Linked DNA regions of Mus musculus: all the other regions are linked to region 3. The links are chromatin loops, found by intact Hi-C in ENCODE. Cell type or tissue: heart. All regions are shown on one strand.

Region 1 (8,000 bases), 110 kb before region 3:
GACAGGGTTTCTCTGTGTAGCCCTAGTTGTCTTGGAACTAACTTTGTAGTCCAAGCTGGCCTCAAACTCAGAAAGAGACCTTCTGTCTCTGCCTTTTGAGAGATGGGATTAAAGGGATGCACCACCACCTGGCCTTAGATGATCTTATAATTCCCCTGTCCCAGCCAGTAACCAGTAGATACGGTTTGTTTTTTGTTTTTTTGTTTTTTGTTTTTTGTTTTTGTTTTTTAAACAAAGATTCTTTCCAGGAAAAAGTTTGAAAATCAGGGTTTGGATAGGGCCTGGTGTCTTACAAGTTTAATCTCAGAAGTTTGTAGACTGAGGCAGGAAAACTACTGTGATTACAAGGATAGTTTAGGTCACAGGATGAGACCCTGTCATATATATAATGGCACATAATAATCCCAGAACTTGGAAGGTGGAGGCAGGAGGATAAGGACTTCAAGGCCAACCTGGGTTACATGAGACCCTGCCTCAAAAAAATCAAAAGAACAATGAACAAACTTCTCCTTTTCTCTAACTTTATCTATTTATATCAGTGTGGTGTTATGGATTTTAATCCATATTTCAATCAATTTATAATTTACTGTTACAATTCATTTTTTGTTTTGTTTTGTTTTATTTTGGGGGTGGGGCGTTGGTTTTTTTGAGACAGGGTTTCTCTGTGTAGCCCTGGCTATCCTGGAACTCACTTTGTAGACCAGGCTGGCCTTGAACTCAGAAATCCACCTGCCTCTGCCTCCCAAGTGCTGGGATTAAAGGCGTGCGCCACCACCGCCGCCGACTATAATTCATTTTTAATTATCATTATTTTAATTGTATGATTTTATGGCTCAGTATCTGTATCATGAACAAACTATACACCTATATTTCTCTCTGAGTATGTCTCTCTCTGACTCTTTCACTATCACATATATCTTGTTAGGATCCTTATAAATAGGTCAGGGTAGAAGATGGATGTGGTGGTACACATCTATAGTCCTACCTACTCAAAAGACCAAGATAGTTGAATTGCTTGAATATACAAGCTCAAGACCAGCCTGGTCAGCATAACGGAGGTACTCCATCTTCAATAAGGAAAGAAAAGGAAAGAAGAGAAGAGAAGAGAAGAGAAGAGAAGAGAAGAGAAGAGAAAAGAGAAAAATAAAGGAAAGAAAAGAAGCCAGAGAGAAGGGTCATCAGTTAAGCACACTGGCTGCTCTTGCAGAGGATTCAGGTTCAATTCCTAGCACCCACTCAGTGGCTCACAACTGTGTGTAATCCAGTTCTAGGGGATCCAGTATCCTCCAAGACCACAAACGTACATTCAGGCAAATACCCATATACATAAAATAAAATACTGATAATAATAAAAAAAAACTTTTAAAAATCCATGGTAAAGGGATAGTAAATGGTTCACATGTGATGTAGAGGAGGGTTGTAGAGGTGAGAAGGAGATGGATTCCAGAGCTATTTGGAAGTTGGGAATGGTGGCTCCTGCCTGTAAACTCAGTACTTGGGAGGTAGAGACAGGAGGACCGGGGGTTTAAAGTCATCCTTGATTACATAGCAAGTGAAACCTCATGTCAAACAAACAAGCAAACAAGGACCAAACAAACAAAGACAAAAAGACAGCTCATATCTATTTTGGAACTTTAGAAACCCAAATTAAAAAGAGTCACAAGGGTTGGGAATAGAGCTCAGTAGCAGAGCACCCGTTTAGAGAGTATGAAGCTCTATGTTTAGGGCACTGGGTTATCCCTACCACCAAAGCAGTATCATTCTCATGTAGTTTAGCTACAGAGATGAGGGTGTGGTTGGGAATTTAGTTAAGACCTTGAGTTATTGCTCTGCATACATTCTATACCAGAATTCCTCTCCCAGATGGCTGGGCGAGGCCACACCAGCTTTCCCCACAAGGAAAATTCCAAATTCTGGAGCCTACAGCGCCCAGTTTCTGATTGTTCCTCAACAAGACTTGAAGCTTGGAAAACACTGAGCAACTTTCACTGAGCAACAAGTTTCAGCCTAGACTGTCACAGGCAGAATTTATGGGAGTCATACAGTTGTAGGTTTGAATTCTGGCTCTGTCACTTTCTATTTATGTGACTTGGACCTGAGTTTCATTCTACTCATCTGAAAGATGGGAGAATACTACTCCCCAGCACTTGGCTTTTTTTTTTTTTAATTTTCTTTCTTTTTTTTTTTTCGATACAGGGTTTCTCTGTGTAGCCCTGGCTATTCTGGCACTCACTCTGTAGACCAGGCTGGCCTCGAACTCAGAAATCTGCCTGCCTCTGCCTCCCAAGTGCTGGGATTAAAGGCGTGCACCACCACTGCCCTGTAGCACTTGGCTCTTAAAGAAAGGCAGACATTAGGCTGGTGAGATGGCTCAGTGGTTAAGAGTACTGACTGTTCTTCCAGAGGTCCTGCATTCAATTCCCAGCAACCACACAGTGGCTCATAACCATCTGTAATGGGATCCAATACCCTCTTCTGGTGTGTGTCTGAAGACAATTACAATGTACTCGTATACATAAAATAAATAAATACAAAAATAAATAAATTAGCAATGAAAATAATTTTTTAAAAAAGAGACGCAGATATTATTATCTCTAATCTTCCTAAGTAATGAAAGGATTACTTAACTTCATTTTATGAACAAGAAAACCAAGGGTCAGGGACGTGAGGTACTTGGCAGGGCCCAGTGAGTAAATAATCTGTTCCAGGAAGGCATGCTTTTGTATTTTCACATGCTCACAAAAGTTCCTGTTGCATAGTATGACTTTCACAAATACAAATCAATGCATTTTATATCACTGGCTTAAAAGACTGCTCGGTTTCCTTTTGCCCTGTGGTATGTCTGGGCTAAGGACATTAGAGGAGACTGGAGGAAGAATGGGTGGTGCTGAGACCAAAAGCCTGGTGTTCTTTACTCTTTACAGAGATGTTCCTCAGGTAGAAAAGCAAAATGTCTTCAGGTGAGGAACAGCAAACTTACTAACCTTAATTTTAATGCCTTTTCTCCTGTCCAGTTCCATTACTTTACATTATTATTACTATTATTACTATTGAGTTTTTGAGATGGGGAGTAGCCCTATCCTGGCTATCCTGGAAGTAGTTCTGTAGACCAGGATGACATTGAACTCAGAGATTCATCTACCTCTGCCTCCTGAGTACTGGAATTAAAGATGTATGCCACCATGCCTGCCCTTTTTTTTTTTTTTTTTGGAGACAAGAACTCACTGTACAACCTGCCTCTGCCTCCCAAGTGCTGGGATTAATGGCATGTGCCACCTACTGCCCGGCCATTAGTAATAATAATATTACTACTAGTACTACTACTACTACTACTTTGTGAGGCAGGATCTTGCTATGTAGCTCAGGCTGGTCTCAAACTCAAAATCCCCCCCTTTTTAGCCTCTATGTACTGCATATACATGGAATAAACAAAAATGTAAACATCCAGGCCTTTTGGTTTTTTTGTAGCAGTAGTTGCTACAAAAATGGATACACACATATTATACAAAGTGTTTATATAGTTACAATGTATACCAAACAGTCGAAAGCATTCTTTAAAATGCTGATGGCCAATGATACTGGGGAGAATAATGCATTTTTACTCTACGTGGGACTGAAGCTTCTAAAACTCCACATTCTCTAGGGAGTGAGGAGTTTCCTTCTTTCATTTAAAAACAAAAACCTCAGAGGTGTAAGTCTGGTAAATCTTCAATTCACTCAGCAGTAGACACGCGGAATGGGAGGGGGAGGGGGAGGAAGGGGGCGGAGGTTCCTCGAAATCACCGCCTTCCGTGGTTCTCACTGAAAGGACCTGAGAGAAGCAGCAAAGGACATTGGGGAGGAGACAACCGGCTTGGGATCTAGGGTGTGTGCGTGCGCGTGCGCGAGCGTGTGCGAGCGCGCATGGGCGCGTACTAGTTTAGGCTCACTACTTATGGACACTAGCTCCTCTTCCGGTTTGTCTAGAGACTGCGCATGCGCATCACTGGCCTTTAAACGTGCATCGCCGGTCCATCCGGTAAAAGGATCCGGCCATCGATTTACAATTTTGTTCTTCCGCCAATGAAATGAACTATTTTCTCTTAGCCTGAGAAATGTTTTTAACTAACCACCTCCAAATAAGGGACATATACAACCCGATTTCTTTCGGTCATCACATGATGAAGGCTTCCTAGGTTTTTTTCTGACTCAAAGTAAACGGAACTCGGAGAGACACCTTGCGGAGGGATCTGGTTTGTTGTGGTGAGGTACAGAGGTGGGGGGGAGGAGACGCTGACAAACCAAGATGGCGGTGGCAGCGGTGAAACCTGCCGCGACTGGGACTTAACTGTAGTAGTGAAGGCTTCAGTAGTTGGGAGGCAGCGGTAAGGTGTGGAAGAAACGGAACAGGACTAAGAACCTGTAAAAGGAACCTCAGCCTGAGACTTTTAGAGCACGGCACCCGCCCCCCTAAGCCCTTGACGGGCGGTGGCCGTCCTGCTTAGGGCCTAGACTCCGAGAAGTACCTCGGTTTCAGACAGCGGCGGCGCCATGCGTCCTTAAGGGCGACCTGAGCCCTCCCGATCTCTGGCCCAGCCCTCGGGCCCACCATGGAGCTGGGGTCCGACGATTTCCTACCGCCGCCGGAGTGTCCGGTGTTCGAGCCTAGCTGGGCCGAGTTCCGAGACCCTCTTGGCTACATCGCGAAAATCAGACCCATCGCCGAGAAGTCCGGCATTTGCAAGATCCGCCCACCCGCGGTAAGGCTGGGAGCTGATGGTCGCCAGCGGCGAGTTTGTGGGTGGATCCGGGTAGCCAGTGGTGAAGTCCCGGGCGGAGGGCAGCAGGTGTGGGAAGAATATGGGATGGCTGGTATTTTGTGGATGCCTCACGAAGCGGAAAAAGGGTGCTGGGGTCAGGGCTCCTCGTTTTGTGGCATACAAGTGACCTGGGGTCTGAGACCCACTCCCACTCTGCTCTTGAGAATTTCCCTTGATTCAATACACAGATGCTTAATGGGCTGGGGAGAGTTCGCAGGGAGGCACAGAGACTCCCATCTTTTACTTTGTATCACCCTGGTCGAGGCAGTTACAAAGTAACGACTACTGTCATTATTCCCTTTAAGGCAAGCTGTGTGGTGTAGTGGAAAGATCACGTCTCAAAAGGGAGTCAGACGTGAGTTTAAAACTACTTAGAAGGTTAGCAGCTGTATGACCTTGGGCATGTAAAGTAATCCCTGAGCCTGTGAATTGTGTGCTGGGAATAATTAGATTAAACCAGGTAACATAGTGCACTCTGGTAAGTGGTAATTACTGTGACTGTGAAGGTGCTTGATGTGGTCATTGGTTTGCTTCTGTGTGTGTTGACTCATGTTTACTCACGCTGTCAGGCCAATTCATCTCTGATAATATCCTAGCCTGGTGGCCAGTCAGGAAATCATTCTCACAGGGAGTGCTCTTTCTGGCTCCTGCGTTTTCTAGTTGAAGGTAATGTCAGAACCTTCTTGCACATGGTCCCCACAGCCTTCCTATGGAGAAGTTTAGACCAGTTAGCTTGGTATGGCCTTCTCAGAAGATCTGGATTCTACCTCAGGCTCAGAATGTAGATGATCCTATAAGATAAGGTTTTCTTGGGTCCCCAGGAACAATAGTGGAGATATGGAAATCTTCCTTTGCTTCCCAAATGTTCAGCAAAAAGGACCATATTGTTGCTTCTAGTCCTGACTAGCCCAGGGGAAGTTTTCCAAAGGCTAGGACAGGCTGCTGCCTTGCTGACACACTGGAGGAAACAATGGTGAACAGTGTTTAGTAACCACTTGAGATTCCTGGGCTGGTTTGAATTTATCCGCAACAATGTATCTTCGAGGAGGTGCTTCTGGATGTGGAAGCCTTATTCCCACTTGACAAGAGCATCTTAGGTCTTCTTATCCAATTCAGTGCTTTTGTTGCCCTTTCATAGGCTGGTTTTAGATGGATCCTCCGGGCCCTAGAGTCTAGAGTCCTTGTTGGTCACAGGTGTCTGAAGATGGGTTTCTGTTGTGAGGGAGTCACAGCTATTAGTGACAAGCCAGGAAGGCTAGCAGAAGGGAAAGGTTGGACTCCTGGATGGCCTTATGGAAATATTCCTTGACGTGGTCAGGAGACGCCTAATATGGGGATAATTGAGGTCTCAATTTCCCTTTTTTCTCCCTTGGGCTTTTGGGCAGGTTGGCCTTATGTAGGTGCTCTTACCTTGTCTTGGGGAACCAGGATGGAAGAAATGACAAGGACATCGGTGTGTGTGTCCATCCTTTCGTCCATCTGTTCATCTGTCCATCTGTCCGTTTGTCCCCAGGGGACTGTTCTTTGGTAGGCTTCTTTTCTCCACTCCAGTAGCTTTGATTCTTTCCAGTCCTGACTTTTGTTTTTGTTGTTCATGATTTTGTGTACGTGCCCACAATTCTCTTAAACCACCTTTAGGCTCTAAAGCAGTTGGCTTTCTTCTGTTTGGAACTTGAATTACTCACCCAAGTGATTCTTAGGCCCAGGATGCAAACCTGTGTGTGAGTAGGTATTGGAGTTTTTCTTAGAGGGGTGGTTTTGGGTTTGTGTTTCATAGCATGTGGCTGCTTGCTACACTTGGCATAGATGGATGGAGGACAGGGTAGTTAATGGTGGCATCACACAACTTCTTGAATTCGCCATCCTGTTTGTCACCACATTCGAAATGCCATCATCTTGAGCATTTGTACTAATACAGGACTGAGATGAGAGGTTTGTTGGACCTTCCCCATCTACTGTTGCACCTATAGCTCCTGCCTTAGGACTTCAAATTGTTTAGAACTTGGCAGAGCAGAGAAAAGCAGTGCTTAGAGTTTGGGGTTTGAGCACCTTTCTGTCTGGGTTATCTGTGCTGAGGGGAGTGTTGTCTGATGGGAGATAAGAGGGTATGGAAAGCTTCACCTGGCTTAAGCCGTAGCATTTTAGCCTAAGGTTTGTTTTTTTTTTTTTTTTTTTTTTTTTTTTCACCCCTCCTGCTTTCGTCAGCCTCAAGTGCTTTCTGTCTATTACCATGGGTTGGGGAAGAATGTGTGCACTTGCAAATATGAGGCCTCTGGTTCCTTTTTTTAAGAGAAAGAGCCTGCATACAGAGATCAACAGCTCTTTCTCTCTTTTCCTATACCTTTTCTGTCCTTCCATATGTGTTCACTTGTGTGTGAATGCTGGTAGCTTAGTGTAGTAGAAAGAACCAGCGATCAGAGGACATGGGTTCTAGTGTTGGCTCTGCTGCTAACTAGCATAGGATTTCCTCTCCTAGCCTTACTTTCCACGTCTGTAAAATGAAGACGTTGATCTAGGTTATTTTAGGGTCTTTTTTTTTTAACCATTTTAAAATTTTTTTAAAGATTTATTTATTTTATGTATATGAGTAGTTGTACTGATGGTTGTGAGCCATCATGTGGTTGCTGGGAATGAAAGCTGCTCACTCCGGATGGGGCTCCGGACTACCCCACTCACTCCTGGCCTAAAGATTTATTATTATTATACATAAGTACACTGTAGCTGTCTTCAGACATACCAGAAGGGGGCGTCAGATCTCATTATGGATGGTTGTGAGCCATCATGTGCTTGCTGGGATTTGAACTCAGGACCTTTGGAAGAGCAGTCAGTGCTCTTACCCGCTGAGCCATCTCACCAACCCTTTTACCATTTCTTAAGCACCAGAGCTCCAGGGGAGAGAGAGGACTCTCTGGGGAAGCATTCATGAGGCTGCAGAAGGGGAGTCTTCATAGCTATCTTTTGGGTAGGACAGAAAAAACTCCAGCTTGGCAGGGTAAAGCTTTCCCTGCTTTCATTAATTTTTTCCTGGCTTCCCCTCTGTAAATTCTTGCATTCGTTGCCACCACTTTTGGGCTTCCCACTCACTCCCAGACTTCTTTCCCCGCCTCTTACAGCAGACAAGTATATGAGAGAGGACCCACAGGAAGCCTTTCCAACCTGGGGAGTGAGTAAGAGGTGCAGATTCATCTTCCTTGGTCTTCC
Region 2 (8,000 bases), 330 kb before region 3:
TATAGAAAGAAGTGGAAAATGTCGAGAGGCCAGTGTACCTGGAGTACTATACCCAAGAGATAGTGGCATGAGACAAATTAAAAAGGTGTGTAAGGACTGGCTCTTTGAAGCCTATAGTAATGGGCCTGGAGTGTGGTGAAGTGCTTGCTAGCATCCATGAAGCCCTGGGTGTAATCCACAGTACCATGTAAACCTGAACCAAGTAGTGCATGCCTATAATCTCAGTACTCGGGGGAGGTGGAGGCAGGAAGATCACAAGTTCAAGGTCCTCTTCAACTACAGAGTAAGAAGCAGTCTCAAGAAAAGTGTATCAAGGGCAGGTGAAATGGCTCAGTGGGTAAAGATACTTGTTAACAGGCCTGATGATCTGAGTTTGTCCCCTGGTCCCACATGATAGAAAGAGAACCAACTCCTACAAGTTGTCCTCTGACCTCCACATGTACATACCCATGTGCCCCCCCCCCACTAAATAAAATGTAATAAAAAGTTTGTTTTTAAACCATCTCCAAAAAAGACCCTGCTATGAGTTTGAATTTCAATGTAATGAGAGGTTAGGGGAGGATTTCAAGGAGGTAACACTAGAGAAATAAAAGGTTTATGTTTGTAACCTGCCCCCCCAACATGTCAAAACTGGGCTTCCCAAAATATGAACGCATCTGGGGTTGATTATCTTACTAGATAATAAGTAATAAAATAAAGGGGAAATGGTATTTCAGAAAAGAAAGCTGCTTGTTTGTGTGATGAATGGGCAATAGGAAACAATTTGGAGGAAGCTAGAAGGCCAATGTAGAGACCACTTAAGTTAACCAAAAAGATAAGGATAGTGGCTTTGAGTAGGGCTCTTTTAAAGAAGGCTGAAGAAATGGCTCATCATTAAAGCTCACACCTACCCCCCCACACACACACACACACAAAGAATGAGGTGAAGGCTGTGTTAAAGAATGTTGCCAGGGCTGGGGGTAATGGCTCAGTGAATAAGTGCTTGCTAGCAAGCCTGAGGACCTGAGTTCAGATCCCTAGTCCAGTGAGACCCATTTTGGTATTCTGCTTTCCAGAGCTGTATGAAAGTAAGTTTTTATGGGTTTATTAAGTTTGGGATTTTTTATTATAATATGAAACTAATATAGCTTCTCAGCCAGTATTTATTGCAAGATGAACTTAGCTTATCTATAGCCACCAGCCCTCTGTACCTATTGAATAGTCAAGTGAGATACAATGGGGTGAAATAAAATACAATATTCAAATCACACAGGGGTCAGGGAGATGGCTTAGTGGGGAAAGGTGCTTGCCACCAGGCCCGGTGAGTTCAATCCCTTGGATGCACATGATGGAAGGAGAGAACCTTTGTTCCACATGGTGAAAGAGAACTGACCCTTGTAAGTTCTCTGACTGCTACACACACACACACACACACACACACTCACTCACATAATAAAAAAAAACTAAAACAGTGGTGGTAACCTCTGTGTCTGCACACATATGCACTTACACGGCAGCGTACTTGTGGAGGTCTTAGGACAACTTGCAAAAGTTAGCTTTCTCCTTCCACTATGTGGAATCCAGAGAGCAAACAAACTCAAGTCAGGCCTGGCTGCAAATGCCTTTACCTGATAAGCCATCTTATCAGCCCATAATTACTGACTTCAATAGATTTTCCTTTATTGTTAATGAGGTCTCACGCCTTTTCATGTGGTCAACCGTTTTGTTTATTGCTTTGTGTAATGTCTACTCATCTTGTGTTCCTTTTAGGGATGTTTTGTATACAAAATGTTTACTTTTCACAGATATATTAAGTAAAGTTATACCTATCTGTTGGGTACTTTGTTTCAATGCATACATATTTTATGTAGCATTCAAATTAGGGTAAATTTATCTCCTTAAACATTTTTCTTTTTTTTCCAAGACAGGGTTCCTGTCTGTAGTCCTAGAACTTTCTCTGTAGACCAGGCTAGCCTTGAACCCAGAGGTTTGTCTGCATCTGCCTCCAGTGCTGGGATTAAATGTGTGCTCTACCATGGCCCAGTAAGTGTTCCTATCCACTGAGCCCTCTTCTAGCCCTCATTTCACATCCCAATGGTGAATTTTGGTAAACTTAAATTTAGTCATATGTGCCCATCTTTTTCTTTGAAAGAAGCGTTTCTAGTCATTGAAGAAATTTCTTATAAGGTATGTTGGGTCAAACCCATAATCCCAGCAGTTGGGAGGCTGATGTAGGACTTAAAAATTGGAGGCCAATTTGGACTAAATAGTAAGTTACAGGCCATCATGTTTTAAAAAAATCATAGGTGTTCCCAGAAGAAATGAGTTATTAAATAAAAATCTCAATGCCAAGTTATTGGTAAGGGAGGTTCCCAGAGGAGCCTAACACATAGGCTACTGCTGCTTTCTCTTGGTTGTTCACCATAATTAGATGCTAAGAGCCTAGTGCTAATGGCATCACACACTTAGCTGCTGAGAATAGAGAAATCTGGGACTGACAAGGCAATTTCCTCTAGGCTGACTAGCTTTCAAGAGTTCCAGGTGCTAGCCAAGTCACTAGGGTAGAAAAGACATCTTACCCAGCAGTGGACCCTGCATGCTATAATACCAACCTTCCAGGTAAGATGTGCCCACTGGTGTAGTAATGGCATGACTATTATAGGGTGTAACCAACCACTCTGATTAGATTTGAGACCTGGTTCTGGTCCACAAAAGGGAATTCATGCCTGCTACTATAAATCTGGTCAAACGTCCATGTCTGGGCAGGTCATAGGCCCTAGGGGGAGAACCTACTAGTACTGTTTTTCTAAATGGTCATTTCTGTCAACCTGCCTTCTAAATATCTGTATTTATATTCATAGTTTAGTGCTGCTCTCCAAGGAGCTTCTTTTTTCTCTAGATAAGTTTATGCAGAAACTCACAACGCTCAAACTGTTGAGAATAAGTGACTAGAATGAGTGCCTAGCCCTAAATGAGATGTGTGTGTATCACCACTACTCCAAAGTTCAGGGGCCGTTATGCTACAAGGACTGGACAGAATGGAAAGAGCTGGAGGATGGAGGGCAGTACTGGGAAATGCTGCCTTTTAGATATGACAGAGCCATGCACTTGTGAATTCACAGCAGCTGTGGTCACCTGCAAGAGACCTGTACAAGACCGGTAAAAGAGCAAGCCAGTGAACCTTCCAGCATGGATGGACGAGGCTCCTTTCCAGTTGAAGAGCTATTAGAAGTTGATACCTGCCAAGGAATTGTCAATTTTCTTGCAGGTGCATACTATGCACATGTGGGTAGGACCAATTGGACTCTGAATCACAAAAATGTGTGGGATACGATGGGGCTTTAGAGGACAGATGTTGATATGAGGGTGGATATGACCCATATTCATTGGTACATATATGAAAGTATAAAATAAAAATAAAAAACTGGCCAGGTGTGGTGGCACACGCCTTTAATCCCAGCACTTGGGAGGCAGAGGCAGGTGAATCTCTTGAGTTTGAGGCCAGTCTGGTCTACAAAGTGAGTTCCAGGACAGTTAGGACAATGCAGAGACCCTGCTCCCCCCCCCCAAAAAAGAAGAAAACCAAATCAACCAAACTACAACAAACAGTAAAACAAACAACCTCTCCATATTCTAAATTTATAAAGATACTCTCCTATATATTCCACAATTCCTAAAGTTTTGCCTTTATCATTTGTTTTGAATCCATTTGAAACTGGATTTTGTATATATTTAGAGATAGGGCTCCAATTTAATTTTCTCCCAAGCTACATTTAATCTTTGAAAATTAAATAGTAACTTTTAAAAATGTATGTGAGATTTCAAGCCTCTGATGATTTTATTCCCTCATGTTGCCTGTGACTGGTTTCCCAAAAGAGCTTCATATCAGATTCTATCAACTGAGCTTTCTCACCTTCCTAGACTCTTTAGGATTCTTCCCAGCTTTTAGACATTATTTAAAAATAGTTACAGGAATAGGACTAGAGAGATGGCATGGTGGTTAAGAATACTTCCAGTTCTTTCAGAGTTCTTTGAGTACTCGTGTTAGGTGGTTCACAACTACCTGTAACTCCAGCTCCAAGGGATCTGATGCCTAATGTCTGTGGCTTGTGCACACATTTGATCACGCTTGCACTTGCACACAGTTACAAAGCCGGGCAGTGGTGGCACACACTTTTGATCCCAGCAGGTGGATCTCTGAGTTCGAGGCCAGCCTGGTCTACAGAGTTCCAGGACAGTCAGAGCTAGATGGAGAAACTTTTGAAAAAATAAAAGAAGATACCCAGGAATAGCTGTGGAAACCACCAGACTCTTTCCATATCTAACTGAAAATGGCACTAACCCCGGCCTATAAAGACAATCTGTTGTCACAATAGGGGGATGATTCAGTAGACATCCTGGGCTGCTAAGATCATGACTATAAGGTGATAGAAGGGGAATGAAAGAATGAAGAAAAAGGGGATGGAAAAGAATTGGAGAAGGACAGGGTATAAAGGAGAGAGAGGAGAGAGGAAGAGAGGGGGGAGAGAGGAGAAAAAGAGGGAGGGAGAGGGAAGGAGGGGAGAGAGAGGGGGGAGAGGGAGAGAAAGAGGGAGGGAGAGAGAGAGGTGAAGAGGTGGAAATGGGGGAAACTTGATGTAATGGAGGGAAAAGGACAGAGTTGGAGCGAGAGAGGGAGGGAGGAGAGAGGGAGAGGGAAGGAGAGGAGAGAGAGGGGAGGGGGAGAGGAAGGGAGAGAGGAGAGAGAAAGAGAAAGGGAGGGAGAGAGGAGAGAAAGGGGGAGGGAAAGAGACAGAGGGGAAGTGGTGGAAATGGGGGAAACTTGATTTAACAGGGAGGGAAAAGGACAGAGCTGGAGCACTGGCTTAAGGACCTGGACTCCTAGTGTTCACACAAGATACCTTTCTCAGTACAGAATTCCAGTTTTGAAGCTCGAAAATGGATTGGACCCAAGTTGACTCTTGGATTTACAACGGCAGTCTTTAAATTCTGCTTGGAGAAATAAGAGAGAAGCAGACGATAGGGGCAGTATTTCAGAACACAGCCTTTCCCAACTTGTATCTCTGTTGTCTAAGAGATACTCTCATCGTCCTCACACTCTAAGCTCGCCTCATCTAAGTCCTCCCTTTGATCCCTCTTCCATCCCAAACTGCCCACCCTTCCGAGGGCGCCTTCCCATTCCCGACTGAATCCTTGGCTGAAGCGCTTCTCCCCGTCTCCCCCCTTGCTGGCTAGACTACAAACCCCAGCCGAGCTTCTGCCTCCCACTAGCTCTGGCAGAACCTTGAAGTGACTTCTTTCCCAGCAAGCGTGGGCTCAGACCCCGCCTGCTTGCTCTGATTTCCCCCGAAGTGATCAGAGCACTAACGCTTCCCGTCCTAGTTGGCGGCCACTTCAACAGTTGCTGGGTAACTACGTAGAGGGGCGGGGCCTGAGCGCCCAGCGCGTGCTCCAGCCGGGCAACAATTCAACAAAAGCGCTATTTCAGGCGGAAGTGACCATTTCTGGCCCCGGAAACAGGAAATCGTGATTGGCTTGGACTTATTATCGCGAGGCTTACTGTACACCCGGCTTGCACTGCGCTATTTCCCGCGCGGGCTAACCTCGTTCCCAGGAGTAAGGCGCGGCCTTTCCTACGCCAGCGCCGCTGTCATGGGTTTCCTGAAACTGATTGAGATCGAGAACTTTAAATCGTACAAGGGTCGACAGATTATCGGACCATTTCAGAGGTTTACCGCCATCATTGGACCCAATGGCTCTGGTGAGATTAAAACCGGCTGTGGCCCTGCGCGCGTCCCGGTCCGGTTCCCCCTGCTTGTCTGCAAAGTAGTACAACCTACCCCCATGCAACCCGAGACATTGTGAACCCTGAAATGTTCCTTGATCCTCTTGGTGGGGCTTGGATCTGAACTTGCTTTCCCTTTTGGCATACACTGAACTCGAGTCTCTTCCCAACTGTCAGTTGGCGGAGTTCGGCGCAGACCCCCTCTGGCCCGAATGGTATGGGCCGAACCGTGCGTCGCCCCGCCCACTACCCCTCCCGCCAAAAGAGGCGTTCCCGAAATTTGCTGCCAGTTGTTTGGCCCGCGGCTTCCTTCCGGTCTGCATTGTTCCACCTTCCTAAACTTGTTTGACACCTCTGGGAAAATTTGGGAACCGTAACTCTGCTTTGGCGTCCGATCCCAAGCTGTGTACTTTGTGCTCTACTCAGCCCTCCCCGCACCCGCACCTCCCGATGGAACGCTCCACTCTGATTCCTTTCCCCCCCCCCCTCTCTGCTGTGGCACTTTTGAATTTCTGACCCAGCGTTCCGCTCAGCAGCGTGGGATTGCGATGCCCCCCACCCCTCCGCATGCCCCCCACACGCCTAAGAGATTGTTGCTTTGATTTGCCTTTTTCCTACCAGAAAACCGTAAATAAGCCTGAACTTGTTCGCTTGCCAAATTGGTGGAGGGTTTGGGGTTTTATCAGTTAAGTTTATGCGGGGAGAGCAAATCCGAGATCGCGGGAAAGGAGAAGCAAAGTACAAAATAAGATAACACTTAGGCCATTATAAATGTTTTGTAGAAAAGGGGTTAGGCTGATAAGTTAGAGTGACTTTGATAGTAACCCTACTTTTTCATACTTAAGCCTACTATTTCATATCTTAGTTTTTGCTGTATAGCTCGTAGTTTCCTCTCACCCATCTCTAGAAGTATTCGTTATGAATCTTTGCTGTGTTCCTCCACTCCAGAGATATTCTAGTTTACTCATTTTCTAGCCTGCTAGGCCACCCTTACCTTGAAGTAGCTCATAGCGAATACCTTCACTGGACTCTTGCTTGCGGTTTTGTTCTCTGTCTAGAGCATTGTTTCCTAACACTAGCTCTTTAGCCACACACTTTCTCTGTGCGGTTGGTTCTGTGCATTGTAGAATGTTTAGCTGTTTTCCTGACCTCTCTCCACTAAATGACAGCACCTCCACTCCCCTGAAATGCCCATCAAAAATGTGTTCGGACAATGTCAGAGTTTGGAGTGCGGGTGGGGGTGGTAATGACGGGTTACTTACTTCCCCTACTACGGTTTAAGAACCACTGGCCTAGAGGGTTGATGCTTTGAGTTCCACTAAATTTCTTAGGATTTTGGTCTTGTGACTCTTGTAGAAAATGCTTGGTTGTACCACTTGTTGAAATCGAGTTCTCTCAGCGTTGTTAGAATTAAAAATCCAGCTGTTTGGAACAGGCCTGGGTTCTTACCTCTCTATTTTTTGAGGGGGAGGGGTTGCCAGACAGGGCTTCTCTGTGTAGTCTTGACTGTCCTGGAACTTCCTCTGTAGACCAAGGTGGCCTCCATCCCACAGAGATCCACTTGCCTCTGCCTCCCTAGTGCTGGGATTAAAGGTGTGTGCCACCACTGTCCCACCTTTTGTTTGTTTGTTTGTTTTGGAGATAATTTCTTATGGCCTCAAACTCTTAAATCCTCTTGCCCCTACCTCCCAAGTGCTAGATTTATAGCTGTGTTTTACCACACCTGCTTTCTGCCTCTGCATACCCTTCAAAGCTTGGCACCATGAAGCATTTTTTGATCTCTGATTCCCACTTTGTAAATTTATTTTTGGTTACACATTTATGGTACATTTTTTTTCATCTTCATCACTAGTGCATGAGTGTTCTCAAGATGCCATTCCTTGAGATGTTTTATTGGTATATAGTTATTGTTAACATTTGCATTAGAAGAATCTTTCCAACACTTAATGACTATAGTAAAAGAGGATTGTACTTGTGAGATGTGATCCTTGAAAATCAAGGGAGAAGTCCAAAGATTGGAAATTGGTGGTTACAAGACTAATTCCAATTTATGTGATTTACTAGCTCTGCTGCAACTGGAGAGAGAGTTGACTCCAGATTGAATACTGATAGATGTGCCACTTATTGAGCACCAAGTAGATCTTGGGTTTTTGTTGTTCGTTTGTTTTTAAGATAGGATCTCATATCCCAGCCTGGTTTCAAATCTGACTTTCTGATCTTCCTGCCTCCATCTTCA
Region 3 (8,000 bases):
TGAGTGAGGCCTTGGCTTTTTACTTATTACTTTTTGCACCTAGTGTGACCCAAACATAGGCTGTAGTCTGCCTTCTTCAGTCTTGTTCCCCATCCCCACTCCACTCCAGAGCTAGGCAGCTCTGCCTCCAATTTTTGGAGAAAAGAGATGGTGTCAGATGGGAGGCAAAGAGGACTGACAATTCCCTTAGTTTCCCCAGCCTACCCCAAAATGTGTGTCTGTGGATCCTCCCTTCTGCACACTTTCACCCTTAGTGCCTTGCTTAAACCTTCAGACGTGGCTGGTTTTCCTATCTCTGCCACCTACCCCTGGGGTTCACCTCTCCTTTGTCTGCCCACAGCCAGGTTCAAATGAGTTCTTTTCCCAGTCTTCCAGATCAGAACTAAACCTGGGAGTCAATTTAAATATTGCATTAGCCCTCAGACTTCCATGTGCAGTCTTTCCTAAGCAGTTTCCCAAATGTATACAGTGTTGGACAAAGAACATGTTTTGTGGTCAAGAGGTCTGGGAAATGTGGAGCTCTGCAAAGTGAAATAGGGGTTTTAAAGGCAGGATTCTTAGAATGTGTAGAGGATATTTATGTATTATTTGCCTAACACATTTGATCAACAATGAATGAGTGAAGGGTCCTCTGATAATCTTGGAAGCCTTGCCAAACATTGTGTCGCTAATCCATGCCATGGAGAAGGCTCGACAATAATGGTACCTCCTTCCCCTAGCTCTCCCTCTCCTTTCCCACTCCTTGAGGTAAAATTAACTGCCCTGTCCTCTGACCGGAGAGAACACACAGTGTTTACCTCACCACCAGTTGCCTAAAGAAACCTGGGTGTTCTCAGAAGAGAAAGGAAGGGGGAGGGGCCTATATCTCACCTTCCTCACTGGTCTCTTCCTCTTCTTCAACTGAGTCTTCAGAGATGAGTTCTACCTCCTCCTCATAGTCATTCTGGTTGGTGCGGTTATCCAGAGCCTTGTCAAAGACTTCAGGGCCATTCTTATAGTATCTAATGTCCCTGTCATCATCATCACTGCCCTCATTGTCATCATCATCATCATCACTGCCCTCATTGTCCCCCTCATTACCATCATCATCTTCATCATCACTGCCCTCATCTCCATTGTCACTATCACTGCTGTCCTGGATATTAGTAACCTGCTGGTTGTCACGTAGGGTTGTGTTATCACCATCAGCTTTCTCGCTGTTGGAATCCTCACTGTCATAGGTATTCTTTTCCTCTGGGTCATCACTGTTGTCATCTGGATTTGCGGCAACGCTCCCTTTGTTGTCAGTGATCTTGGTGTTGTAGCCTTCACTGTGGTCAGGATTCTCACTGTCGCACAGGTTCTCATTGGCATCGGTCACCTCATTATCAGTAGTCTCGAAGTAGTCGGTGGTCTCCATGAAGTCAGAGATCTTGATGTCGTGAATGGTCTCATTGTCAGTGATCTCATCAATTTCTGAGATGTCACTGAGAATGTCTTCAATTGCATAATGGTCATGAGCATCTTCCATGATCACCATTTCATATTGATTCTTGGCTCTACTGTGGGCAAGTTTAGAACTTAGTATAATGTTATTGGGAGTAAGGTACTAGGATTTCTAAGAATGGGGGAAAGTCCCATTGCCACTTCTGGGGATCATTGCTCATTTGTAAACAAGGTATTCATTGGATTACCTCAGTGGTCCCCTGTGTCTCTATAAGTCCTGTGCAACACTAGGTTAGTCTCTGCCCTATTTAAAAACAACCCCCCAACCTCTCAGGCACCATTTCTCTCATCACCTTTCCTTTCCGTGTTGCTTCTTTCTGCTTGATCTGTAGCCACCTCGTCTCATATAGTAGCGTACTGGGTTAACCCACAGGTCGTTCTTGATGATCTGTTGAGGGGTGGGGAGGGGGAGAGTGAAAAGGAGTTCAAGGAGTTTAAGTCCTAGAACCCACTCACAATTTCTCAGGCACCCAGGGACAAGTCTTGAAAGGCTTTCCCTGGCAATGCCAGGAGGGGCCTCACCTCAGCAATTCTGTCAGCTTCTGGGAGGCTGTGATTGGAAAACCAGTTGAAGAAGCTTTCTCTGGTGTCATGGCTCCTGCGATTATAGGCCTGGGGTTCCTGGCCCCGGTGCCAACGTATTGGGGTAGAATGAGACACCAACCGGCCTAGAAGAGGAAGAGATACAGAAGGAAGGGGAAATGATAGTATAGGGGCCATAGGTTTATCCTGGGACTATCACTTACCTGAGCGGTTGCGCTGGAACTCCTTGACGATCACCATGTTTGTAAAGTATGGGTTTGTCTGGAAGTACAGCTTCATTTTGTAGCCCATGGAGATATGTCTGAGGTCCTGTACCTGCTCAGGGTGGGGTAATAGTGGTATCTATCCCTCCCAGGGCCCTTCCCACCCACCCCCTCACCTCCAAAGACCAGATTCCTTGGCTTTCTTCTTTGGCCTGACCTGAAGATTGGTCAAGTAGCGGAAAATGTCTCTGTCACGTTGGTTGATCAAGATTGAAATTCTGGGGTGGTTGAGGAACTGATGAGTGGAGCAGTTTAGGTCAAGGATTTACTGTTCAATGCCAGGGAGGGCAGAGCAAAACAGGCTGAAGCAAGGGGGGTCCTTCTGTGTTTGAGTGATGTCTGAGGAGTAGGTGAGTGCTTATGCAATGTTAAACCTCAGCATCAGGGAGCCTTGCCATGGTTCATATTTGCTGTAGGTCTAGATGCTAAGGGTCTCTGACCATGTCCATGTGATTCTTGTGCTTATGTTCACAGAATACTGTATGTCTGGGAGCTAAAAGCCCAAGTCTAAGTACAGATACATTTGGTTACCGAGGACCTGCATTTAAATGTTACATGTATAGGTGTTGATGCTCAGTGTCCACATAATGGATGAATGCCTCTAGAAGTCTGTGTGCTTAGGCCCAGTTGCCTCATGTCTAGATATGGAAGTTATGTATCTGTATCTACTTGATACCCTGTGCCTGACTCCCGAGAGCCTATGATCATGTGACACTTTTTAATCATGGGCCAAGTGTTTATATCTATATAAATTCTACTAAAATGTGTGCATTTCAAATGTTGCATACGTGTTTCCCTGGGAATGAGCTCAACAGTCACCAATAGTGGATTGGATTCTTCCTGTTGTACCTTTCCCTTCATTTAACCACTTGAGCCTCACAACCAAGTGGTCTTTCTCCTGATTCTTCAGGGTTCCATCCCATTTCTACTCTCTCCCCTCTAATGGAGAGGATGGTAGACAGATTTGGGATTTCTAGGTATCTAAGCAGAGACCCAGGTTTATGGAGCCTTGTGTGGTTTGAGCACGCTTCCCGAAGAGCTTATGCGCCCTCCCTCCTTAGTCAGTTCATCACCTGTACTCCCCCCTCCTCTCCTCCTTTCTCTATCTGTTGCTCCGTTTATGGGCTGTGTGCCTTTTCCGTTACCCCTCCCTCTTTTATTGTCTGGGATCCATTTTCTTTTTAAATGTTGCAATGCTACTCTTTTTCCCTTCTGCAGTCTAGTTTTAGATGCGATTTTGCCCTCTTGCCATCCCTCTTCCACGCCTTCTAGAATCTTCTAATGGGGATTCATCATCCTCATCTCTGACCCTCCCCCACACCTCTTCTCTCTCTTCCACACATCTCCCCTTCAGTCATGGGCTTCTGGCCCATGCATACTGATGAGAAGGATACTGCTTTGACCCAGAAGCCTGGGATATGCTGGATGATGAGGTCTCTGCGCTCCAAAAAGGGCCTTCGCATCTGGATGAATTTGCGCTTGAGACGCAAGAAGGCCTTGCCTGCCTTGATGTTCACCGCCTCCAGGTCCATTTGAATGCTCTCCAGGGCCTGCAGTATGCTCTCCATCCTCTGGGCACTCCTCTCTCGGCTCTCCTTCGCCTTCCTCTGCTTCCTTCTCCTCCTCCTCCGACGCTGCCGCCTCCTCACACTCTCCTTGTCATCCTCATCCTCATCTTCCACTATTATGATAGCCTCCTCCTTCCTCTTCGGACCAACTAACATCTGGGGCCCCCACCCTCCTAAGCTACAGGTTTCTAGGGCCTTCTCTCCGAGGCTGCTGGGCTCTGCAACCTGAAAGTCAATTGCCAGGCTTCCCCCAGAGATTTCTGAAGATGGGAGCGTTTCCATGATCCCTGTGGAAGGGGCCTCCCCGAACCCTGACTCCATTGCGTGATCCCATCCGGGACTCTCAGCACTCAGGGTGAAATACGCGCGGATCCCCCCTTCCTCAAGAATGACATAGGGCAGTGGTGGGGGCAGCGTGGGGCCCACCCCCCTCATGTCAGCCAGCACCTGTGCAGCCTCGGTTTCTTCCTGGGGTCTCGGACGCTGCTGGGGTGGAGGCAGGGGCAGTCGCTGGAGCGGTGGGGGTGGCGGGGGCGGCAGGTCGCGCTGACGGGGTTCCGAGCTGCTCAGGCGGGGGGTCTTGGCCGGAGGCCCCTCGTCCGGGCGGTCCATGGTGACCGCACTCACAACACTGGCTCTGCGGCTCTCAGACAAGGCCGTAGCCACCAGTCACACTTGAAGCGGAGCCGCCACACCTCACGCGACCAGCTCTGCTCACCACCTCGCTCTGACGTCCCCTCCCACAGCGCCTGCCCCACTCCCACAGCGCCTATCGCCCAGGCCCCGCCCACTCCCTGGCATGGCGTCTGCTCTGCCCGCCATTGGCTGCAGGCCTCGGAGCTGGCGGTAGCGTTCCCTCAGCCCCTGCCTTCTCTCACGCAATCCGCTTGCCAACACTACACATCATCATTTTCTAATTGGCTCCCTTCGCGCCCACCAATCATCAGGCTGACTGCCCCTCAGTGATGAGAGGAAAACTGCGGGGCGATTGGCTATGAGGAAAGCTAGGGTAGGAGCCCCCTCACCCTCAGTCTTGCAATGTTTTAGCCAATGGGAAAAGTACCAGTGATTCTGAAGACCACAAGACTAGGCCCGGGGAGGGTGGCTGGGAGTGCGCAAGCACCAGGGAACGAGATGTGCTCAAATGAAATCAGAGAGCCTCGCTATCATTCTCCCCGCCCCACTCCCCCAACAACTACGCACTTTTAAAATCTGTCCCTTCCCCCACCAGTTTATGCCTGTGGGGTGAGCGCTGTAGCCCCTCAGTCGCAGGCTGCTTTGAACTGCTAGTAGTTTAAATATCTGAGGTCTTTTTGCTTTGGTGGTCAGGTTTTGACATGGCTTTTTCTATTTCTGCAAAATGGCTCCACAGATGCAAAGAGTAACTTCCTCTGCGTCATTAAAAAAAAAAAAAGGTGATTCAACTAATGTGCTAGATTTTTCTAGAACTTTAAAATTCTCTTTGTCTACACATAATTTCTACCCCAGCTTTTCCTAAATGAATGCGGCTATTAATTGTACCCTAATATTATATTTTATTTTGTTTGTGATCAGAAATGGCTGGTCTTTGATGAGGCACGATGGTGGAGTTTTGGCTCTGGTTCTAGAATCCACATAGCAGGTGACTTCCACTGTGACTTTAGCCAAATCACTGCCCCTCTCTGAGCTTGTTTCTTCTACATTAGACATTCCTAAGGAGAGGAGATAATTGCCCATTGCAGCCTTGCTGTGGTAGCAGAGGAAGGAACCTCAGAATCCATCAACAGGAAAATGGATGTGATATGTGTTTTAGATGGACTACTAGAATAAATTTGATCTATGTATAGCAACATGGCTGGATTTCGCAAAAACAGAATGTTAAGTGAAAAAAGAAACAGAGCAAGATTTATAGTACAATACTGTTTATGTAAATTAAAACACATCAATACCATATATTTTCCACAGATACACATAAGTAAATAAACACATGAACGGTGGTTTGGAAGGACACACATTAAGTACTGAAGAGCGGTGCCTATGTGGGGTTGGAAGGATGGGATCAGGAATGGGTGATGAAGGGGACAAAGCAAAATAATAAAAGGACCTTGCATGGACCAATGATAGAGTGTGCCAAGAACTGAGTAATAGGGTCAGCTCAATTCTGTGCACCTGAAGAAATAAGTAAATAAATAGTAAATTAATTGAGTGCTTAGGGAGTAGGCCAGCTGGGTAGATCCCCAGACTTGGGCTTTTTCGTTATGTTATCTTTCCTTCTGAATTTAGTCAAAGCTAAACCAAGTCCCAGCTGTATACAGTGGAACCGTAAGAAGGACTTGCAGTTTAGGCTGAGCAGTTCCTCTAAAAGCCATTACATTGCAGGGGGCCATTTCTTAACCCCATTGCCTTCATGTTTGATCCCTCCCCTATTCCCAGTTCCTATTTCCATGGTGGTCTAATATAAGAAATACCTTGTTTGAAATTTGGGGTGAGGATTGAATCTCCAGACATTGGGAAGAGATGGGGTTCTAAAGTATTCTCTCCTTACCTGGTGCTCAGAAGCTGGGCCAAAGGAAGACAACTTTATGAGATGGGAGTTGACTCTCTTGACACATACATACATGAAAAATTTCAGGTTCCATCTCCTAAGCACTCTATTTCCTGCTGCAGGCACATACTAAGTTTTGTCTCCTCTCCATTGTGTGTATGTGTGTGTGTGTATACTCTATTTCTTCACATATATGTATTTGCTCACATATGTGTACCAGGCAAGTTTTCCTCAGAGGTTCTTACCCACACAAAGTCACACAGACACACACTATCTCATTCAATCATACCTCCTCATGTGATCATACACAGATAGGAGACATGGACACACACACACACACACACACACACACACACACACACACACAGAGAGAGAGAGAGAGAGAGAGAGAGAGAGAGAGAGAGAACATCCAATATAACATTGTTCATTTCACTTTTTCCATTTACAAAATCCAATGATGAATCCAGGCAGTTAGAAAAAGGAAACGGAGGAAAACCCTCCCGAGTTTACCCTATTTGCCCTCCCACCTTGGTCTTTGCACCCCAGCCCTCAGAAAGGCATTTCTATCATCATCACTGAGAGAATAGCCCCACCCCAAACACACATTCCCAGCCTCTCAGCTCCTCTGGCTTGCTTTTCCAGGGCCACTCCACAACCAGGGTCATCAATATCTCTTCTGCCTAGAGTGCCCCCTTCATTGCTTTTGGGTCAAGACTACCTCAGTTCAGGGCCTATCTTGGGGTAGAGGTGGAGTTTAGGACAGGAGTTTATAAGGAAGGAAAGGAGATGGAGAGATCACTGCCCCAGACTTAGGCAAAGAGTTCCAACTTGGCTCACCAGTCTGTAGAACTGGCCTTGAAGTAAGCCCAAAGTGGTTTTTGTCCATGGAAAAGAGGCTTGGGACCATCCACCTGTAAGAGTGGATGGAGAAAAAACTTCTGGGAAGGATGTTTGGGGCCCAACCAAGGAGGAGCTCAAGGACTGTGAGGCTTGGAAGGGACAAAAAGAGGTCAAGCAGAAATGGACTCAATTCCACAGTGCCTTGAAGTTTGTATAACTTTTGATTATCAAGGTCTCCAAAGAATTTTATTTTAGGGGGGAGTATTGTGAACCCAAGGGATAATTGTGGGGTTGAATTTAGCTCTGACCCCATGGTCTGGGCTCTAGGTACTCTGGAGAGTTCAACTATTTCCCCATGGGTGACTTTCCCTGTCAGCTTATACCCACATCATCCCTAATGGGGACTAAAGTGGATATATATTCCTAGGAGGAAAAGTTAGTTATATATTCCTGGAGGAAGCTTGAGTGAACGTAGCTAAGTTTGGTATATTCTGGTTGAGGAGCCCATCCCCCATTCTGCTCTTCATCTAGCCTGGGCACATCATGGAGGCTCTTCTTTGTATGCTCTTGGCTTCTCAAACAGCCTCAAGAAACACCTGTGAAGTCTGGACATGGTAGGGAGGGATTGGAGATTGGGCTTTGGACCAAGGTTAGCCAAAAACAACATTGCACATAGCACATAGCAATTTAAACATCCTTGCTCCCAAGGAATATAGCACCCCATTTGGTCCCTCTTGTCTGAAGACTTAAGCCAATATTTCCTAAACATCCAAGTCT
Region 4 (8,000 bases), 410 kb before region 3:
AGATTAATTTCCTTCATTCCATCCTTCAGCTTTTTCTCTCTGGAACATGGCAAGGAGTTAGGATGTGTTTTTGCACCTCTGTGTTACTTGTAGCCCAAACCAAACCTGATGTGTATGATTGGTATCTTGGATGTTCTAGGTTCAAGAATTTGGAGTATGTGAAGTTCGTGACCTCAAACCCAATGGAGCCAACATCTTGGTAACAGAGGAGAACAAGAAGGAATATGTACACCTGGTTTGCCAGATGAGAATGACAGGTAGGAGAAGTGTCCTTTAGATAGACCTCTGCTTGTTCAAGGAAAGAGGTCAGCCTTTTATTTATTTCACATTTTTTGTTCTTATTTCCTATGACATGGCCACAAATACCTTGCACAAAAGGAGTCAGAATACTTGACCAAAGTACTTAATTCCATCTACTATAATATAAGGGCCTAGAAACAGTGCTAGCTAAGGCAGGCAGATTTCTCAGTATAAGGTGTTGTCTTAGGGTTTCTATTCCTGCACAAACATGACCAAGAAGCAAGTTGGCGAACAAAGGGTTTATTCGGCTTACACTTCCATACTGCTGTTCATCACCAAGGAAGTCAGGACTGGAACTCAAGCAGATCAGGAAGCAGGAGCTGATGCAGAGGCCATAGAGGGATGTTCCTTATTGGCTTCCTTGCTCTGGCTTGCTCAGCTTGCTCTCTTATAGAACCCAAGACTACCAGCCCAGAGATGGTTGCACCCACAAGGGGCCTTTCCCCCTTGATCACTAATTGAGAAAATGCCTTACAGCTGGATCTCATGGAGGCATTTCCTCAACTGAAGCTCCTTTCTCTGTGATAACTCCAGCCTGTGTCAAGTTGACACAAAACTAGCCAGTACAGGTGTCAAACTGAGGCTGTATTAACTCTGTTCAGTTGTATGAGTTCTGATTCCATGTCACTTTTTTTTTTTTTTAAACCAGGAGCCATCCGCAAACAGCTGGCAGCCTTCTTGGAGGGCTTCTATGAAATCATTCCAAAGCGCCTCATATCCATCTTTACTGAGCAGGAATTAGAGCTGCTCATATCAGGGCTGCCTACCATCGACATTGATGATCTAAAATCTAACACTGAGTACCACAAGTACCAATCCAACTCTATTCAGGTGAGCGGAGGTATCCCCATACTCTTGAGAAGTATGAAACACTTATCAGTGCTGGTTTATGGATAACAGTATACCTATGCCTCTTTTTGTTCTTCTGGAGCTGATGTTCTCACCTATCCTGTGAAGGAACAAAATATTTCAAGTCCATTGCCATTTCCTTAAATTTCTTTACAAGCTCTCTTTGGCTTTTTGTGTGTCTCTTCTTACAGATCCAGTGGTTTTGGAGAGCATTGCGTTCCTTTGACCAAGCAGACCGTGCCAAGTTCCTCCAGTTTGTCACAGGTACTTCCAAGGTACCCCTACAAGGATTTGCTGCCCTTGAAGGTATGAATGGCATTCAGAAGTTTCAGATTCATCGAGATGACAGATCCACAGATCGCCTGCCTTCAGCTCACACATGGTAAGAAAACAACTTAAAAGTTTCTCCTTTTCAGTGATTTTATTGAGGTTGTAGACTTGATGACTTCTAGACACCTACCCAAGATTGGGAGCACAAGTATGGCCTAGTCTACAACTTTATAAAGCTCAGTTTGTTAGGTCTATGGAGGAAGTTGAGGTGAGCAGATAGGCTAAACACAAGAGTGATGGCTGGAAAGACATTTGCAAATAGCACTTAAGGGAATCATGATGTGTTCCAAAGCTTTGTCTGGCTGGGCAAGGGCTGGATATACATGGTTCAACTGGTTAAGAGCTCCTTCCTACTCACAGGAACAGAATTTAGTTCTCAGCACCTATGGAGGTCAGTTTGTGACCACTGTAACTCCCACCTGCAAGGTCAATAATGACCTCCTCCTCTTCTGGATTTTATAGGTACCTCCACTAACATGCATATACATCACTAGTGAACCAAGATACCTCCTTAAAGGCAATTATTTCTTAGGAAATGTAATGATTGGAAATGTGTGTAGTTCAGTTGGTTAAAAGGACTTTTCCAACACAATACCATGATTCCGTTCCTCATACCACATAAATTATCTAGGAGGTAGGACAATCAGAGTTTGAGACCAGCCTGGGGTACACAAGACCAGGTCTCAAAAATAATAGAAAAAGCTAAAAACTAGATGAGGGGCTGGATTAGCAGCTAAGATACATACTGCTTTTGCAGAAGATTCAGATTCAGTTCCCAGCACCCACATGATGGCTCACAACCATCTATAACTGCAGTTCTCAGTTCTCTGATGCCTTCTGGCATCAACAAACACACAGTAAGGTGCACATACAGACAGACAGGCAAAACACTTAATATACATGAAATAATCTTGTTTTAAAGTGAAGCCTTAAGGGATAGATTAAAATTTACCAACTCACTATATATGTGACTGCCAGCTATCTCTTCTCCAGTGCATTAAACTTTAACCTATAGGTTAAGGCCATGGTGTATAAGTTATAGTAAGAGCCAATTTATGTTGCTAGTATTGAGGCCAGATTAGCAAGTTGGAGAAAAAAATGGGAGAGTCAGCAAGAAGCAGTGAGTACATGAGCTCTGGCTCAGAAAGGAGCAGAAGGTTTCATTGTTCTTTTCTCATGAATTTAATCTTTATTCATTCTAGTTTTAATCAACTGGACCTGCCTGCCTATGAGAGCTTTGAGAAGCTCCGCCACATGCTACTATTGGCCATCCAGGAATGCTCTGAAGGCTTTGGGCTGGCCTAATAAATAAGGCCCTGCCTACTTCTGTGGGGTTTTTCTACCATTGTTGGACCTGGGGAGGGGGGTGGATTTAAAAGATCCAGAAAGAAAATGTCAAAATCCAATAAATGAAATTCACCAACTCACCATGTGTGTCCCAGCTGCCCATCTTCCCTAGTGCATACCTGTTCGCTTCTCATTCTCTTTTGTCTCCCCTTTCCTCGCCTCTCCCTTTTCCATGCCGTCCATGATCCCCACCCCATGTGTTAAGAAGGCAGTAGCCTTTACAGGGACCTGTTTGTCCCAAATGAACAGTGTGCTCCTCAGATTCTGTGTTCAGAAGGATTTGCTGCATTGAGACTTGAAACCTTTGGATAGGGGAAAAATTATATATATATATATTTTTTTGTTCTGTTTGCATTTCTTAATTTGTGCTTGGAATGTGTTGATGTGCACAGCTAATGATTCAATGCGAGACAAGATTGGCATCTGTGTTGTGGAGGTTTCAAATAAAGAGCACTCTTCATAACTCACTTTTCACAACGGAGTTTTTTTCAAACTGAAAAAGAAAACCCCATCTTATACACATACTAGACAAATGAACTTTCCAGAAAACCATTTCTGCCCTTCCTGATCACCCACCCACCTCCACTTCTGGTATAGAACTTCTTCCTTCAGTCAGTTTCCCCAGAGAAAAGACTGACAGACACCGGGAATTGGGGGGATTTTTGTTATTTAAAATGGGTATTTGGAACACACTGCAGCAGGTACTATCAAAACAGTTAACCCATGCAATGTTTCGTTTGGTAAGCATTTATGATAATCTCAAGTTTAATTTTCTTAAAAGTTTTGGTCCCTTTCTAGTAAATTTTAATAAGCAAAATATTTGACTAGCTCGCCACAAGACCACCTTTTTTGTCTGTCTTGTCATTTGTTTGCAAGTATTCACAGATTATCTAGTAGTCTCTTGTGGTTTTTACTCTATCCAGCACTTTATCAGACTTTGATGGTTCCAGCCTTGAACAAAAATTTAATAAAAAATTTAGTTAGAAAAACAATCCCAAGTAGTACTTTCTTTGTGTTGTTTTTCTTATTTATTGGGGCACTATGGCTTAAGTTATTTTCCTATTGACATCTCAGGTGTTGGAAAACAAGAGATATACTCACCTTGATCCTATGGGCATGATAAGTTGGCTGGCAGCCACTTTCTATTCAGTATTAGCTGTCTTGTATCTAACCTTGCTCTAACAACTAAGAAAACAGGTAGGTGCATTGTCCCTATCTCAGAACATTTGTCTGGGAGGAAGCAGTTACCTCTGACACATGCAGTGTCTCTGAGTAGACCAGGCAGCCTTGTAGATCTCTAATGGCCTTGAGTAGCAATCAAAAGTGGGTTAGGAGTTGCATTTAATGAGGAAAAGAGCCATCTAGGTTGAGCCAAGTGAGTACATCACATCTGCATTGAGCAAAAAGATAAAAACCTTATTTAAAGGGGGGCGGGGGGGTGCTGAACTTTAGAATGGAAGGAAAAATTGTTGGGTCCACAAGAGCTAGTTCTAGCTTTGTATGGTTGCTCACATCTATTATTGAAGGACTAAGAGCTGGGGCAGGAGGAATGCTGTAAACTAAAGGCCAACCTGAACAATAGAGTTGAGACTCTGTCTCATATAACTGTCTCAATATAGTCAGCTAATAAAGCTCAGTAGCATGCTTGCATAGGATATGGAAGACCCTAGATTTGGTGACCACCACATCACAGAAGAATTGAAAGGAGTGTATGGGTTTGAGGTTGAGAGGACTGTAGAATACCAGTAGAATCCTAGTGAAAGAAAGAGAATAGGTATATTTACTAAACTTTAAATCCAGCAAGAGGCCTAGTTATACTATTTGTATAAACATATCTAGAAGATGTGAAAGTTGGAATGTATTCATAAATTACATAAGTAGTACTAAAAATATCAGTTGTAATATGCAGCATGAAGTCACAATATGAGTTGTGTTGAAGTGTTAGATGTGGTATAACTAGTTCAGCTGCTTAGGGGACAGAGGCCAAAAGATTACTTGAGCCTGATAGTTTGAGCAGCCTGAGCTCAAAAAGTTGTAAAATAGGCCAACCATGATTGCATATGCTTGTAGTTAGTTCCAGCTCTTGGAGATCTACCCTGGATCAATGTAATAACCCTGTCTCAAAACAACATTACAAAATATTCCTATGCATAAAGGATCTGAAAGGCTACATAGGTGACAAAATTAATGTTCAAGAGTGAGGAAAATGAATAGAAACATGTAGCTAGGAAGAGGTATGTTTACACAATAGGCTTTAGTATCACTGGTGATATTTATTTATTATTTTTTTTCTGAGAGAGAGAGGGTTTCTCTGTAAAGCCCTGGCTGTCCTGGAACTCACTTTGTAGACCAGGCTGGCCTCGAACTCAGAAATCCGCCTGTCTCTGCCTCCCAAGTGCTGGGATTAAAGGCGTGCACTAGTACGCCGGCCTCTGGTGATATTTCTTAAACTAGGTATATAATATAAATTTTAACATCTATAGACATGAAAATAGAAGTGAGGACTATGAGATGAGAGGAGCAGACAATAAGTAATAGAATATGTCATGAAAGCAGAAAGGGGAGGGAGGAGGCCAAGAAGAGGGATAAAGTGAAGGTAGGGAAAGGCAGGAAGGAGGTGAATAAAGACAATAATTTATATGCATGGAAGTGCTCAAGGAAACCCATTTTATGCTAACCAAAAATAATCCACTGCTGCCAAGATGACTCAGTTGTTAAAAGCATCTTCCTGAGCACTCAAGTTCAAGTCACGGCACCCACATGGCAGTTCACAATCATCTATAACTTCAGTTCTAGGGGATCTAGAGCCATCTTTTGGCCTCTACAGGAACCAGACAGGCACAGACACACACACACCACAGAGCAAGAGAGGGAGAGGGACATACACTTATACACAAAGAATAAAAATCAATTATCCAGTGGGCAAAACATGTGGCCTATGAATGTCGGTTACTCTCTTTTATTCCAATATTTGCCCAGTGGGTACAGGGACAAAAATACTGTAATAACAGTGATGTAAATTGAACCAGGGCTTAACTACATAGGCTGTCCATTATCAGGATGACGTAGTTAATTGTATTACTAAGTGCCTATTCCTCATGGGATCCACCAGCTAGCCACCTGGTGGTAGACTGAGCATTATATTGAATTTCTAACATCATTAAAGGAAACAGATCTATTCTTGATAATTTTATCTTCCCTACCCATAGTACTTATGCCAGCACAAGTACCAGAATGTGTAAACTCTTCTGCACAGCATTGCTTCAAATCCACAAACTCGTCTCAGAGAAAAGTAAGTGCTGCAATGGGTTCATGACTAACTAGTTTTATCACGTACCAAAGGACCTGGTGTAGGCATAAATTTTTTGCAACCGACTTTAATAAGGGTTCAACCTCTCCTCTAGCCCACCACCCAGCAGAGGTAGTAAAAGAAAAGTTATTAGGATATGGGGGAACTGAACCTGTTCAGCAATAGTTCTTTGGGGGCAAGCTTGATCTTCTTGGGCAGCAGTTCAGTCCTATAGCAAATGCCAATTCAGCAGCTGCAGACCAATCCTCTAGGCAGGCAGATAACAGGCATGAACCAGCAGCTATAGTCCAGTCCTTTCAGCAAGCAGACACCAGGCAGCTGTAGTTCTTCAATCCTGAAGAAACTGCCAGGCTCCTCAACCATCCTGAGGTGAGACCAATGAAGTGGCAAGCTGCTGGAGGAACCTCACGAGCAGTTCTTGGGTGAGTTTCTCTCAGTGGCAGCATTATCACAAGTAGAGCTCAACAACACTATGTAAGGCAAACCAAACCAATGCTTAGTTCTCCTCTCCCACTGTTTGGGGGGTCATATTTATACTCCTTCATCAAGCGTCCTTTCAAGTTTGCTATGTCCAAACATCCTTTTCACCTGTGTGCCCCAGCAAAACATCATTTGGCATAACTAACTTTCCGAGGAACTAGAAGTTTCCACTTCAGACCTGGCCTAACTGACAAGTAGAATCACTTACTAGGTAGTCAAGTGTGATCCCAGTGGGGAACCATCTGAGAAAGATGGATTTGTTGTTGTCATTGTTGGTGGTGGTTTAGATGTAATATATACTTCAAACTAGAGAACATTATACAGTACTGTCTATTTTATAGCCAGAATAATCAGGTCCTAGAATTGAGATGTATAAATGGGAGTAGCTACTCCCAACATTATTAGTAATTAGTAAAAAACCCACTCACAATTTTTACTTCATGGCTCAGCAACTTTGAGCTCTAGGCAGTTTGGAAATCTTAATTCCAAAGGAACTAGATAGTCTCTACCAAAGGGTACAACAATGATTCCACCAAACACTTTAGACGTTTGGAGTTTCTTAATACCAATTGAAACTACAGGCAAAAGAAGAGAATTTGAAAATTAAATTCAGCCTGGCATGATGGCACATAGCTTTAATCCCAGCACTCAGGAGAAAGAGGCAGGAAGATTTCTGTGAGTTTGAAGCAATCCTGGACTACATAGCAAGTTCAGGGTAGCTGGGGCTGTATAGTAAAACCCTGTCTCAAAAAAATTATTTCACTAGTTTCAGTTGTTGATCCTAATTACCAAGTGGGAATTGAATAGTTGCTACACAGTGAAAACAGGGACCAGTTGTGCAACCCAGCAGCTTATTTTGTAGTACTTCTGTGCTCAGAGGTAAAGGTTAAGAAGTACAAGGGGGTAAAAAAAAAACGACAGAGTGATCTTCAGGTTCTGTGTGAAAGGAGGACAAATGCACAATGGATATTAGAGGAAAATATTAATTATAGATATTAATTATAACCTTGTGATCAATCACAAAACCGAGTGCCTTAGTAGCTTTGCTTGCTTTTTGCTTATTTGTGTATCTATTTTGATCTGCAAATTATTTTTCTTGCTCCTTAGTTTCGTTTTTATACAAGTAGTTGTCAGAAGCTGATTTTATAATTGAGTCTGTAGATAATGGGTGGTCAATACAACTGTAATTAAACTTGAGGAATACTTAAATAGGCAATGAGCCAAATGTAATTTTAAAAAAAACAACCATTTCTCATAGTACAGAAGAAAAGTTTCATTTCTATGTAATAAGATGTATCTAGCATGGTAGCAGGCTCTTGTAATCCCAACACTTGGGAGGCTGAAAAAGGAAAACTTTGAATTAGAGGCCAACTTGCACTGTGTC

Evidence for each region. Hi-C counts contacts between places; a loop is a spot of excess contacts. Peaks named below come from ENCODE experiments on the same cell type or tissue, not always from the same donor. Only the 100,000 strongest peaks of a DNase experiment are listed, where the experiment ranks them.
Region 1: a loop joins it to region 3, with 2.1 times the contacts of the local background. A loop is called at or near these places in 13 of 42 quality-filtered maps.
Region 2: it touches region 3 in a loop (2.3-fold over the local background); 3 of 42 quality-filtered maps call a loop at or near these places.
Region 4: it touches region 3 in a loop (2.1-fold over the local background); 2 of 42 quality-filtered maps call a loop at or near these places.

Annotation. Positions count from the first base shown.
Region 1 is chrX:152,228,972-152,236,971 of GRCm38, forward strand. It overlaps Kdm5c (lysine (K)-specific demethylase 5C), which reads left to right and starts at 4,256. Exons shown (of 26, transcript NM_013668.4): 1 at 4,256-4,739. The coding sequence starts at 4,590. In heart, a CTCF peak has its summit at 7,510 (motif pointing right); DNase peaks (open chromatin) are centred at 3,900, 4,430 and 4,610; H3K4me3 peaks cover 3,163 bases; H3K27ac peaks cover 2,175 bases.
Region 2 is chrX:152,010,901-152,018,900 of GRCm38, forward strand. It overlaps Ribc1 (RIB43A domain with coiled-coils 1), which reads right to left and starts at 5,395. Exons shown (of 8, transcript NM_025660.3): 1 at 5,263-5,395; 2 at 4,881-4,968. Smc1a (structural maintenance of chromosomes 1A) reads left to right here and starts at 5,528. Exons shown (of 25, transcript NM_019710.2): 1 at 5,528-5,740. The coding sequence starts at 5,632. Gm39540 (a long non-coding RNA gene) reads left to right here. Exons shown (of 2, transcript XR_878280.3): 2 at 3,105-3,406. In heart, a CTCF peak has its summit at 5,000; DNase peaks (open chromatin) are centred at 5,461 and 5,941; H3K4me3 peaks cover 2,959 bases; H3K27ac peaks cover 2,049 bases; H3K27me3 peaks cover 320 bases.
Region 3 is chrX:152,337,855-152,345,854 of GRCm38, forward strand. Tspyl2 (TSPY-like 2) reads right to left here and starts at 4,630. Exons shown (of 7, transcript NM_029836.4): 1 at 3,686-4,630; 2 at 2,449-2,526; 3 at 2,232-2,343; 4 at 2,008-2,153; 5 at 1,779-1,873; 6 at 871-1,538. The coding sequence starts at 4,471. Gpr173 (G-protein coupled receptor 173) reads right to left here. Exons shown (of 4, transcript NM_001359449.1): 4 at 5,744-8,000. In heart, no CTCF peak of the experiment used is centred here; a DNase peak (open chromatin) is centred at 4,787; H3K4me3 peaks cover 2,146 bases; H3K27ac peaks cover 1,821 bases; H3K27me3 peaks cover 5,159 bases.
Region 4 is chrX:151,931,600-151,939,599 of GRCm38, forward strand. Huwe1 (HECT, UBA and WWE domain containing 1) reads left to right here. Exons shown (of 83, transcript NM_021523.4): 80 at 140-257; 81 at 950-1,131; 82 at 1,341-1,531; 83 at 2,682-3,818. The coding sequence ends at 2,784. Among named protein-coding and RNA genes, the nearest start is that of Mir98, 22 kb to the left of the region's middle. In heart, no CTCF peak of the experiment used is centred here; no DNase peak of the experiment used is centred here.